2 separate regions of the Mus musculus genome follow, and region 1 is linked to region 2. Evidence: chromatin loops called from intact Hi-C (ENCODE). Cell type or tissue: left cerebral cortex. All regions are shown on one strand.

Region 1 (5,000 bases), 390 kb after region 2:
GGGGGGGGGGCAAGCCTGCAGGGAGTGTGGGTTTAGGGACTGCTCCCCTGCCAGCCTCACTGTAGGCTAGTGCTGCACAGCCGCGGAGACCCCAGGGCCTTGGGCTATCTGCCTACTGCAGACACCTCCACAGAGTTCTTTTTCTAGCAGCTGCACTGTCAGCCACTGCAGTCTCCTTGTCTCCCATGTCCTGGCCACCCAGCTTCTTAGGTGGGACATTCCCAGCAGAGCACTAAGGCTGACAGACACAGTGTGAGCCCTCACCAACACCACTGCAGCATCAGCTCCAGTGCGGTGCGCGTGGTCCCCCTGCCACGTGCCGACCCCTACTGTGGCTGCCGTGCTGGATGGTGCACACACATCTAGGGTTGAGTCGGTTTACCTCCTTAACTGAGCAGAGTGTTGATATGAATAAAAACCCACACCCGCTGAAGCTGCCACCAGTCAGCAGATGGGGGAGAGCAGATCCCTTAGCGTGACAGGCCTGGCCATCTTCTATGTTCATGAAAACCATCCTCCATTCCTTTCCCAACGATTTCTCCCCTAGTCCCCCATCTTCCCTTCCAATTTCACGGGCTCTGTTTATTTAAAGCCCACTGTGCTCACTGCGATGGGTTAAATGAGATGTCCCTGTAGTCGTGGGAACGTGAATACTTGGTCCCCAGGGTGTAGTGCTGGCTTCTCCCTTTCCCTCTCCCTCCTCTTCCCCTCCTCCCGGCCCCCTTTTTCTTGGTTGCAGTTTAAGATATGAACCCTCAGTTTCCTGCTCCGGATGCTATGCTCGCCATGTTGCTGTGCTAGCATGCCAGATGGTGGTAAACTCGTATCCCGCTGCATCCATAAGCCCAAATAAACCCTCCTACAAGACGTGTTAGCAGTGGTGCTTTATCACAGCAATCTAAGAGTGGTGCTTGTGTGGGCTCGGGTGTGGCACTTTCCACTGGAGCCTCTTGGAGGTTGCATCCCTGAACAAAACTGAGCCTCCCTCCCCCAGCAACCATCAGCTGCTAACAGCTCCTCAACAAGGGGCGGGGCTCCCCAGCAAGGGGCGGGGCTCCCCAGCAAGGGGCAGGGCTCCCCAGCAAGGGGCAGGGCTTCATGCTGGGGTTTGGTCTGGCTTGATCCTTCGCAGGTCAGTGTATGCTGTCATAGCTACTTGGTGGCCCTATGTCATTGAGGCACTGAACTGGGATACAGGCGGGACAGAAGTATGTTCCAGACCTGGCTGTATGCAGCTGGAACAGAGGTGTGCTGAGCCTTGTGCCAACTCCATGCTGAACATCAGGAAGGTTGTTTTTATGTTTTTGTTTTTGTGGTTGTTTTTGTTTTTGTTTTGTTTTTTTAATTTCAGTCCCCTAGTAACTTCCAAGTTCTGATTTTAAAGAATGTATCTTTAGCTTTACGTGCAGATGTGTAAACATATAACCTGATCCCAGGACTCTGTAAAAACCGAGGTGGTGACCCCCACATGTTTGATGTGAGCCTGAGGGAGTTCCCTAAAACACACAGAAGGAGTATACCAAGTCCCCTCGTCCCCACCCCACCCCTTCCAGGCCCTGCTGACAAACTCTTTCTCATTGCAACTAAATGAGTCCCACTTAAGGAAAAATGTTTTCTTTATCTCCTGGCTGGCACAGAAACACGGTATATTTTAGATCCCTCAGATGGTGTTCTGGCCTAGGATATGTGAGCGGACATTCTTACGGGAGTTTTAATTTCTGTTTGTACTTTTGTTGTTGTTAGCTTGTGATGTGTAGCATTAATCACGTGGCCCAATGAGAATGGAAGAAGGACCAGCAGCAGGCCTGGAGGGACTTGCTGAGAGATCCTACCCGGCCCCCTGGGGCCCTGAGGCTCCAGTGCCTTTCCACATTCAGGTTGATCCACCATCAAAAGATAGTGGGAGCAGGGGCTGTCTCTGGCAGCATCATTTGCCTCTGGACCTCTTTGCCATAGCTGGGCTACCTTGTCTTGTCACCATAGAAGAAAATGCATCTAGTCTTACTGCAACTTGCTATGCCAAGGCTGGCTAATAGCCTTGGGAAACCTCCTTTTTATTGAGGAGAAAGGGCAAAGGGATAGATTGGGGGGTTGTAGTCAGCGGGAGGAACTGGGAGGAGAGGAGGGAGGGGAAGGCGTGATTGGCATGAAAAGTAAATAACTTAAACAATAACAGAAAAAGATAATGGACTTCAGTAACTCTGATATGTCACTCATCAACTTGACCGGGTCATTCAAAGTCCTGACTCTTGATTTAATCCACTAAAGACTCTGGGCCTGATCCTGGATGAGGCCATAGTCAGGCAGCCACACAGAAGAGTGGAGGGACAATCCTGGAATCCAATGCTTCTGTGGACCTGAAAAACCTAACCCTTCCTTGTAATCTCTTCATAAGTGTGTGATCTCCATTGTTCTCTGTAGGATGCTAATAGGCAAAAGCTTCCTCAGGAGCAGTGACGGGTGGCGGGGTAGGGGCGGGCACACACTTGGCACTGAGTGGGAGCCAAGAGATCCCTGTCACCCACATGCACTGAGCGGTCTGCCTGGCCCATGAAGGAGAGAAGTATTTTGATCCCTCTCCCTAGGAGACTTGGTCTCCTCTCAACTGCACTCAACGACTGAGCATGCAGGCTTTGAGCAGGGCAAAACACATATGTGCCACTGAATATTCATGAACTGTGTTTATTGTTGCATATTCATGGGCTATAGGCAGTCCCTCTTGCTGAAGAGATTGTTCTCTAAATGCAGCCGGCATCCACAGCTCTGGCTCTGTTGCGACACAGGTGGGTTCAGCTGACAGCTCTGTCAGAGCACAAGTTTTGGCAGTGTGTTACCCAGCTAGGACAAAGGAAAGAGGTTACCTTCAGCTGGGTCCCATGACACTGTGTCCTCCAGGCGACCGAGACTGTGATCCTGAATGTCACTGTCATTAGATTTGGGGTCAACTAAGAGGCAAGCTTTTGGACCAGTTTCTGAGTGCCTTTCTAAGAAAGATTGACCAAGGTGTCAGGGCTCTCCCCCAGAGTAAGCAGCACTTCCCAGTGGTAGCCCAGACAGGATGTCAGGACGGAGGCACAGTGCTGCCTGCCTGCTTTTGCTCCTTGCTGGTGAGGGCATCCACCCTGTGGCTTTAGTGGCTGCCACCATCCTTTACTGACTTTTGAACCAAAGTTCTCCACTCATCCAAAGCGGACCAAGAATGAGTGGCTCTCCCCAGAGTCCACCCTGCCTTCTAAGCCGCACTGGATGGCTGAGGCAGGTTGAGCCTCACAGGTTGAGAAGTTGCTGCTTCTCAAGTATCGTCATCATCAGAACACAGTGTGAACCATCTATGAATCTCCCTGTGTAATACATTTTACCAGTTCTGGTCATTTAGAGAACCCTATCTAACATGAAGTCTTGGCAGTCCAGAGAACACATGGAGACTTCAAGAGAGGTTACCATGTGTTAAAACCCTAGATACGTGAGAAGGGGGCTGGGGTGTGGACAGTGCCTACCAGGGCTCAAAGGAACTCAGACTAATACAAAACGGGGTAGGGGAGGCCCCACTCCATACTCAGAGGGAAGGAGGCACTTCTGGCAGGGCAGTGTGGGTGCCCAGTGCAGTGGCAAAGGGTTCCACTTAGCGAGTGGCCGCTGCGGCGACTGGGCAGATGGGACTAGTCACTAGTATGACACTTTACTAGATCCATATAACAAGATCTGAAAGAACACACACACGCGTTATACAAACACACAAGTACATGTGCATACATGCACATATACACACATATGCACATATACACATGCCAGAGAAACACAGAAGCACACATGCATACATATATACATACATATATATGTTCACCTACACACATACATATACATACGCACATACACACATGCACACATGAAAACACCTGCACACACACATATACTTATATATAAACACACAAATGAACACATATAGTCAAACATAGACACACATAACATACATATATACTCTCACACAACACAGTCACACGTTAAAAACATACATACACACACAAGCTGTGAACATGACCCTGTGAAATCTCAGTGGGACCACCCAGTAGCCCTGCCCTTGCCCTTTTTCATTACCCAAATCTAAAACTCCCATCTATCTATCCAGTCACAGTGACCAGCTGAGCAAACCGAAGTCCACTCAATGGTCTCTATCTATGCCCATCTCACATCCCATAATTTACAGGCAGTAAAATAGATCTATGCTTATAATAAGTAAGTAGGGTTTGGGAGGATGGGGACAGAAGGCGGCAGGAGCTTCCTGTTCAGAGGTAAGGTGTGTCTTACTAATGTTCCCCCAGCCAGTGCTCTGCGGGGGTCCTGGAGGTGCTAGGTGTCTGGAACACAGTGAGAAAGCTGGACCCTACTCTGCTCAGACCCGCGCACTGTGATGCTGCAGCAGACCCTGCTTTGCTGTTAAAGCAAAGCTCATTCCGAAATCCACATTTTAAAAAAGCAAAAGTAGTGTTTTCATCCCTGGTAGACCTGGGGCAACATCTTCTAATCAAAAAACAATTTAGTCCTGAATAAAATCTCATGTGTCTTCCTTGACAGATGCATAATGGTTCAAACTGCCGGGGTCTCATCTCAGCTTCGAACATCGATGGTGAGCAAGGTTGGGCCAGGTCTGGGTTTTCACCACCACATAAGTCATAAATAAACGTCTGGTTCTCAGAGCGTTTTGGGTTTGGGAATAATGAGTAAGTCATTAAGGCCAGATCCCCACGTCTCCAAACTCACAAGCTAATGCATGCCAAGCCCGGATTAGTGTTGAGCTGTGTTCTGACCCAAGAATGACTTTCTCTTTCCATGACTGAAGTGCACGAGCCCACTAGGAGTCGGCAGGCTGATCCGTCTCACTTAGTAACGTGTGAACTTCAGTACAACTTCCCACAACTGAAGCCACCACCAGTCAGGCAGTGGAGGGGCCTGGAGGGCGGTCAACCATCCTCTCCCTCAGAGACTGGGGCTTGGTCTTTGTG
Region 2 (5,000 bases):
TTTTGTCACAGTGATGGGTCCTTGTACAGCTTTCTTCTCTATGGGCAGCGGAGTGTGTGTGTGTGTGTGGGGGGGGGGAGAGTGTGTCGTAACTCCTAATAAAATTGCTTCATTTGTCACTGCTCCAACCATTGCCAGTCACCCATGAACTGAGACTCTGAGACTCAGCAGTGACTCTTGAGTATCAGGCCAGGACTTCCTGGCTGTTGTTCAGGAGCACACAAATTCTTTCTGTAATGCTCATTCTCGAGCCTCAAAAGTTCCAGTAACACACACTGCTGACCCCCAGGGGTTCCGCAAACACCGCTGACCCCCAGGGGTTCCGCACACACCGCTGAACCTCAGGGGTTCTGCACCCACAATTTCCCCAGCTTACCCCAACTTCTTCATAACATGAAAACCAAGATTCTCAGTGTCTCTGCAGCTAATCGTGGGCTTGTATAATGAGTGTCCCAAAGCTTGAGAAATCCAAGATATTGGTGTCCTGTGGTAAGGGGAAAAGTCCTTTTCATGGTTGCTGGGACTGTGTTTCCACATTTCTGTGTCTTTCATTGCTGACTTCTGTTTAAAGGCTCTGTGGGCAGCACTGCTGTCTGATGCTCTTTGCATGAATAGGGGTGTGAGATAAACGTCATTTGGACTGAGTTTGGTTACAGGCTCAGGGCTACTGAGTCAATGATACATGAACCAGACATCTTTAAGCAGAAGCCCATGTGAGACAAAGTTACATATTGATCAGTTGACAAATCATGTCACACAGAGACTCCTGGACTCTGATCCCCAAGGTCACTCCAGCATCAGCACCTTGGTATTCACTGGCTCATCAGAAATCATGATGTCAAAATATGATAGGGGAGACAGGAAGAATCCACATCATTTCAGGACCACATCATATCTGAGGCTCACATACCTCTTTTGATGTCAGTGTGTCATGTTCTCAGATGAAAATGAGTTTGAATGGGACAAGACCAATTCCTCCCAGTGAAGGTTAAAAGTAGAGACTCACGTGCTTGCATTCAGACAGCACTCTTGCAAGGATCTCATGTGGGGATCTGGGGTGTTCCATCTAAGACCACAGATGCACAAACACAAACATTCTTCATGTTGTTTTGTTGAGTGTTTTTCCACAGTGCCGAGAGTATCCAAGACAATCCCAGGACAGTTTGCAGCTATGGCAATTCTGTATCTGTCTAAAGCTTTGAAGGCAACAGGTGTCCCTGACAAACGTGGAACAGGTGACTCCCCAAAGCTATACTGCTTTAGAGCATATTTTGGGGCAGGGGGAAGTCCTTCTTGCTAATCAACTGGCTATTAAACTCACATCTGCTATTTCAATTCTCTATGCCATAGATCATCTGGATGTAAAATAAGCCGTTTCATAACTCAGCCCCTTATACCTTAGGAGAGGTGTGAAAAAATTAATTGTGGGAACCTCACTTCACTCACTGCCATGGCTAGCAGGGGGGATTGTGTAGAACTTCCCACCCCCCCCGACCCCACCCCCCACCAGACACCACAGTCCATTCAAGCTGATGTTCTGGTATTAGCCTGACTATCACACTGTCTCTTATGACCACATCATGACTTCATGAAGCAATCCCAGGGAAAATAAGACCAACCATGCTGGTGCATGGATTTAATTGTACTCTTACATATTATTATTATTATTATTATTATTATTATTATTATTATTATTATTTTTACCACTGATGGGACCACACAGTGTAAGATAAATGAGATTTCAAGGCTTCTTCAGCAGGGACTGTAGTTATGTACGCGTGCCTCTGGATGTTCCATACATATTAAATAGTTGCATAGGGGCTGCATTCAGATGAGGACACTCGTGCCAGGCAAATACTGACAGCACTGGTTGTTGTGGGGTGCGTCTCCTATGTCCTCTGTCTCTACCCTTCATGAATAAAGACAAGTTGGGGAGCTCATAGGTTGAGGCTTCTATTTATGAGGTGAGCAGGCACTGCTAACAGGACACTAATACCCTCTTGGCGATGTACTAGTCCTATGATGGCTTTTAATATTTGCGGTTAACATTGACTTGGCTGTTTCTTCACAGACATAGCACTTTGCCCATCAGCTTTATGAGCTACGCTCTGTGGACCTGCTTCTAGTGAAGAGCCAGCAGTGGGAAATAAATTGTCTTTTAACTCCTCGCCGTCAGATCAAGACCTACAATTTCTCCTGGAAATCATAAACAGGGCAGCCAGTATCCGTTCTCCGTCTGTGTCGGTGATGAGACATTCCCTTCATCACCTGGCCTAGTCCAGAAATATTTCTAGAAACACAACTTCTGTGAAATCCAGGTTGTCAGCACGAGGAGAGAGCTGGCAGAACACAGGGTTCCGTTGCTAAGCGATTCCTGGCAAGCAGCACGTGTGCATGATGGTGGTTGGTGGCACTATTGGGAGAGGAGAGATTTCCAAATGGCTGGAAATGCAGTTTCAGGCTGACAAGGGAAAGCCAGAGCAGGGCTTCAGCCAGAGGACCTGCCTATGCTGTTTCAGCTCTGGTCCATGTGAGCAGTCATCTGGGTTAGGAATGATGTTTTCAGACCAAGTAGTGTGCGCCTCTGTCCAGTCCTGCTTCCTACTGAAAGGGAGTGTAAGGATCTGGGTTTTCCTAGGGTTTCAGAGCACCACACAGTGGTAGGCACAGCCTGGGTCAGCGGCAGCTTGTAGGGGTTGTGAGTACAAAGAAGACAAGGTAAATAAGCTGTCATGTGCATCTTCCACCTCCAGAGAGGTCGGAGATGTCCAGGGAGCTTGTGACATTTGTGGCCAATCCCACTCACCTGAGGAGCTGAAATGAACTTTAAAACCAGGGGACCACATGTCTTTCTACCAATGAGGAGAAAGAGCCTAGGGCTTAAATAGGTAGGGCAGCATTGCAAGATAATTTATGATCCACTGGGACCACAGGCCACTTTACTCCCAGGGAATACTTTAGTATACAGACAAAATACAGACATGGCCCATGGAGCACATGAGGCCTCTAACACCAGCGGCAGCTGCCTGCATGAATCAGTCAGGCTGAATGAGAAGAGGAAGACAGAGAGGTAGGGCCACTAAAGCAGCTCGCAGTGAGTAGGGTGTTTTCTCCTCTGCCTCAGCACCCCCTCCTCTCTCCTGTGTGTGTTAGTGGACATTTCCCTTGTTTTTAATAATATACATTATATTTTTCTAGGCCAGTTGCTCTCAATGAAGTTTTTGACACATTCTTATGGTATTTTCAGCAGCTCAACCTGACAGGGAGGCCCCTGACATCAACCCCATCTCTATTTTGACCAACAAACTGCATTTTCTTAAACACCCCCGCCAGGCATTCATCTGTGGACCGCTCACACCATCTCCCACTCCCCAGGACCCTCAGCATTCAGGAAACAGGGCAGGAAGAATCAGAGATCCGTGGCATTGCTCAGGCAGAGCATTCAGAGCAACTAGGTTTTCTGAAATGGAGAGATCACATAGAGAGAGAAGAGAGACCTGACAACCCAGTGATGCTGGACAAGGATGTACGGGCCAGCATCCTCTTGGTTTCTATGGGGACTTCCTAGATTGGCAGAGAACAATGTCAGGGAGAGCTGCATTGCAAACTCAGTCCTCACAATCAACACTTAAATTGTGTTATTGGCAGATAGGAAGAAAAAAAAATCCCCAGTGTAGGATGTCTGAAGACCGCAACTGAGTGTAATGGGGGCTTTTGGTCATGTGAGCTCCCTCTTGGGAGATGTTTTAATGTCAGTGAGTTGAGCCCTGACTCTAAAACACCAGCCATAAATTCTGTCAAAGGACAAGCTGTACATCAGCTTCATTTTCTGCAGAAGGCAGAGAATCAAACCGCCTACCTCTTATCTTGCTGTAGCTATATCCCTGTGTGTGAAGGACTCAGAGCGGTAAAGGTTTCCTCTATTTCTTCCTCTACAAGATTAGGACAATAATGATAGGTGTGTCCAGAGCTGTTTTGAGAACTCAGGGGCGGTGACATAATGCAGGTCATGTCTTAGAGGTTGAGCAGAAGGCTGGTTTGAATGTTGGTAATGGTGGGCCTCCTTCTAGGGAGGCGTGGTGGGATCTGCACCGGCAGCACGCCTCATCCACACAGAATTCCTGCTTGGATACATTGTTGCCCTCCCTCTCTGAAAGTGTACTCACATGGATATTTGTATCAGCAAAGTGAGTCTAATTTTAGAAAATATAAACTCACCAAAATCAAGCTCCTAGGCTTTTTGTTCATTGTGTAAGTCCCTGGGATCTGTCTCCTGCTGCCCCCTTTGACTATATGTTACCAACTGTGCATCACTCTTTACAACTCAGGAGAGTCTTTTACAACTGGAGACTGTTTCTTTTCTCCCACATGGTTTAGTTTCCAAGGCAAAGGGCTAGACAATCAGGTGGACACTGTTTAGTCCACAAATGGAGTGTTACTATCTAGCTACTCAGACTATCAGGGATGTAAGCAGTTCCCCCAAATCCCTGGTCTAGGCACTCTGGGCACAGCTGCAAGATGAGAACCGGGCAGTGTCTGCTGATTTAAGATTCTTCAGCCAATGTTTTCAGAGCTGCCAGAGTTTAAAGGATTTCATAGTAAGCAATTAACATTGTTTTCCATCTTTTACACCAACATCATAAGCCAGAGTTGTCCTATTTTAAAATACTATTTGTTTAGAATCAAAAAACATGGAAGAATTTTTTTTAACAGAGTGGGGGATAGAGAAGACCCAAGCAGTATGAGGGGGAGGAGTGGGTGAAAGGTTGCCCGGATTCTTTTCAGAGCTATTGGCAGCCTGATGCTGCCATTTTCCTACCACAAGAACTACAACTAAAAACAGGCAGCTCCAAACATTACCACCTACAGCCACCTAAACAGACCAACGCAGACAAAACAATTCTTTGATTTAAAAAATAAATACTTAATTTTATTGTGTGTGTGTGTGTACACATGATGTCCACAGAGACATGGGAAGGGCTCTGGATGCCCAGCTGCTG

Evidence for each region. Hi-C counts contacts between places; a loop is a spot of excess contacts. Peaks named below come from ENCODE experiments on the same cell type or tissue, not always from the same donor. Only the 100,000 strongest peaks of a DNase experiment are listed, where the experiment ranks them.
Region 1: a loop joins it to region 2, with 3 times the contacts of the local background. A loop is called at or near these places in 3 of 42 quality-filtered maps.

What each region holds. Positions count from the first base shown.
Region 1 is chr8:10,416,793-10,421,792 of GRCm38, reverse strand. All of the region lies in intron 16 of Myo16 (myosin XVI), which reads right to left. Gm51561 (a long non-coding RNA gene) reads left to right here. Exons shown (of 3, transcript XR_003947504.1): 2 at 4,573-4,624. Among named protein-coding and RNA genes, the nearest start is that of Gm51561, 11 kb to the left of the region's middle. In left cerebral cortex, no CTCF peak of the experiment used is centred here; a DNase peak (open chromatin) is centred at 2,633.
Region 2 is chr8:10,809,868-10,814,867 of GRCm38, reverse strand. No RefSeq gene overlaps it. Among named protein-coding and RNA genes, the nearest start is that of Gm32485, 5.4 kb to the left of the region's middle. In left cerebral cortex, a CTCF peak has its summit at 2,653; a DNase peak (open chromatin) is centred at 2,358; H3K27ac peaks cover 310 bases.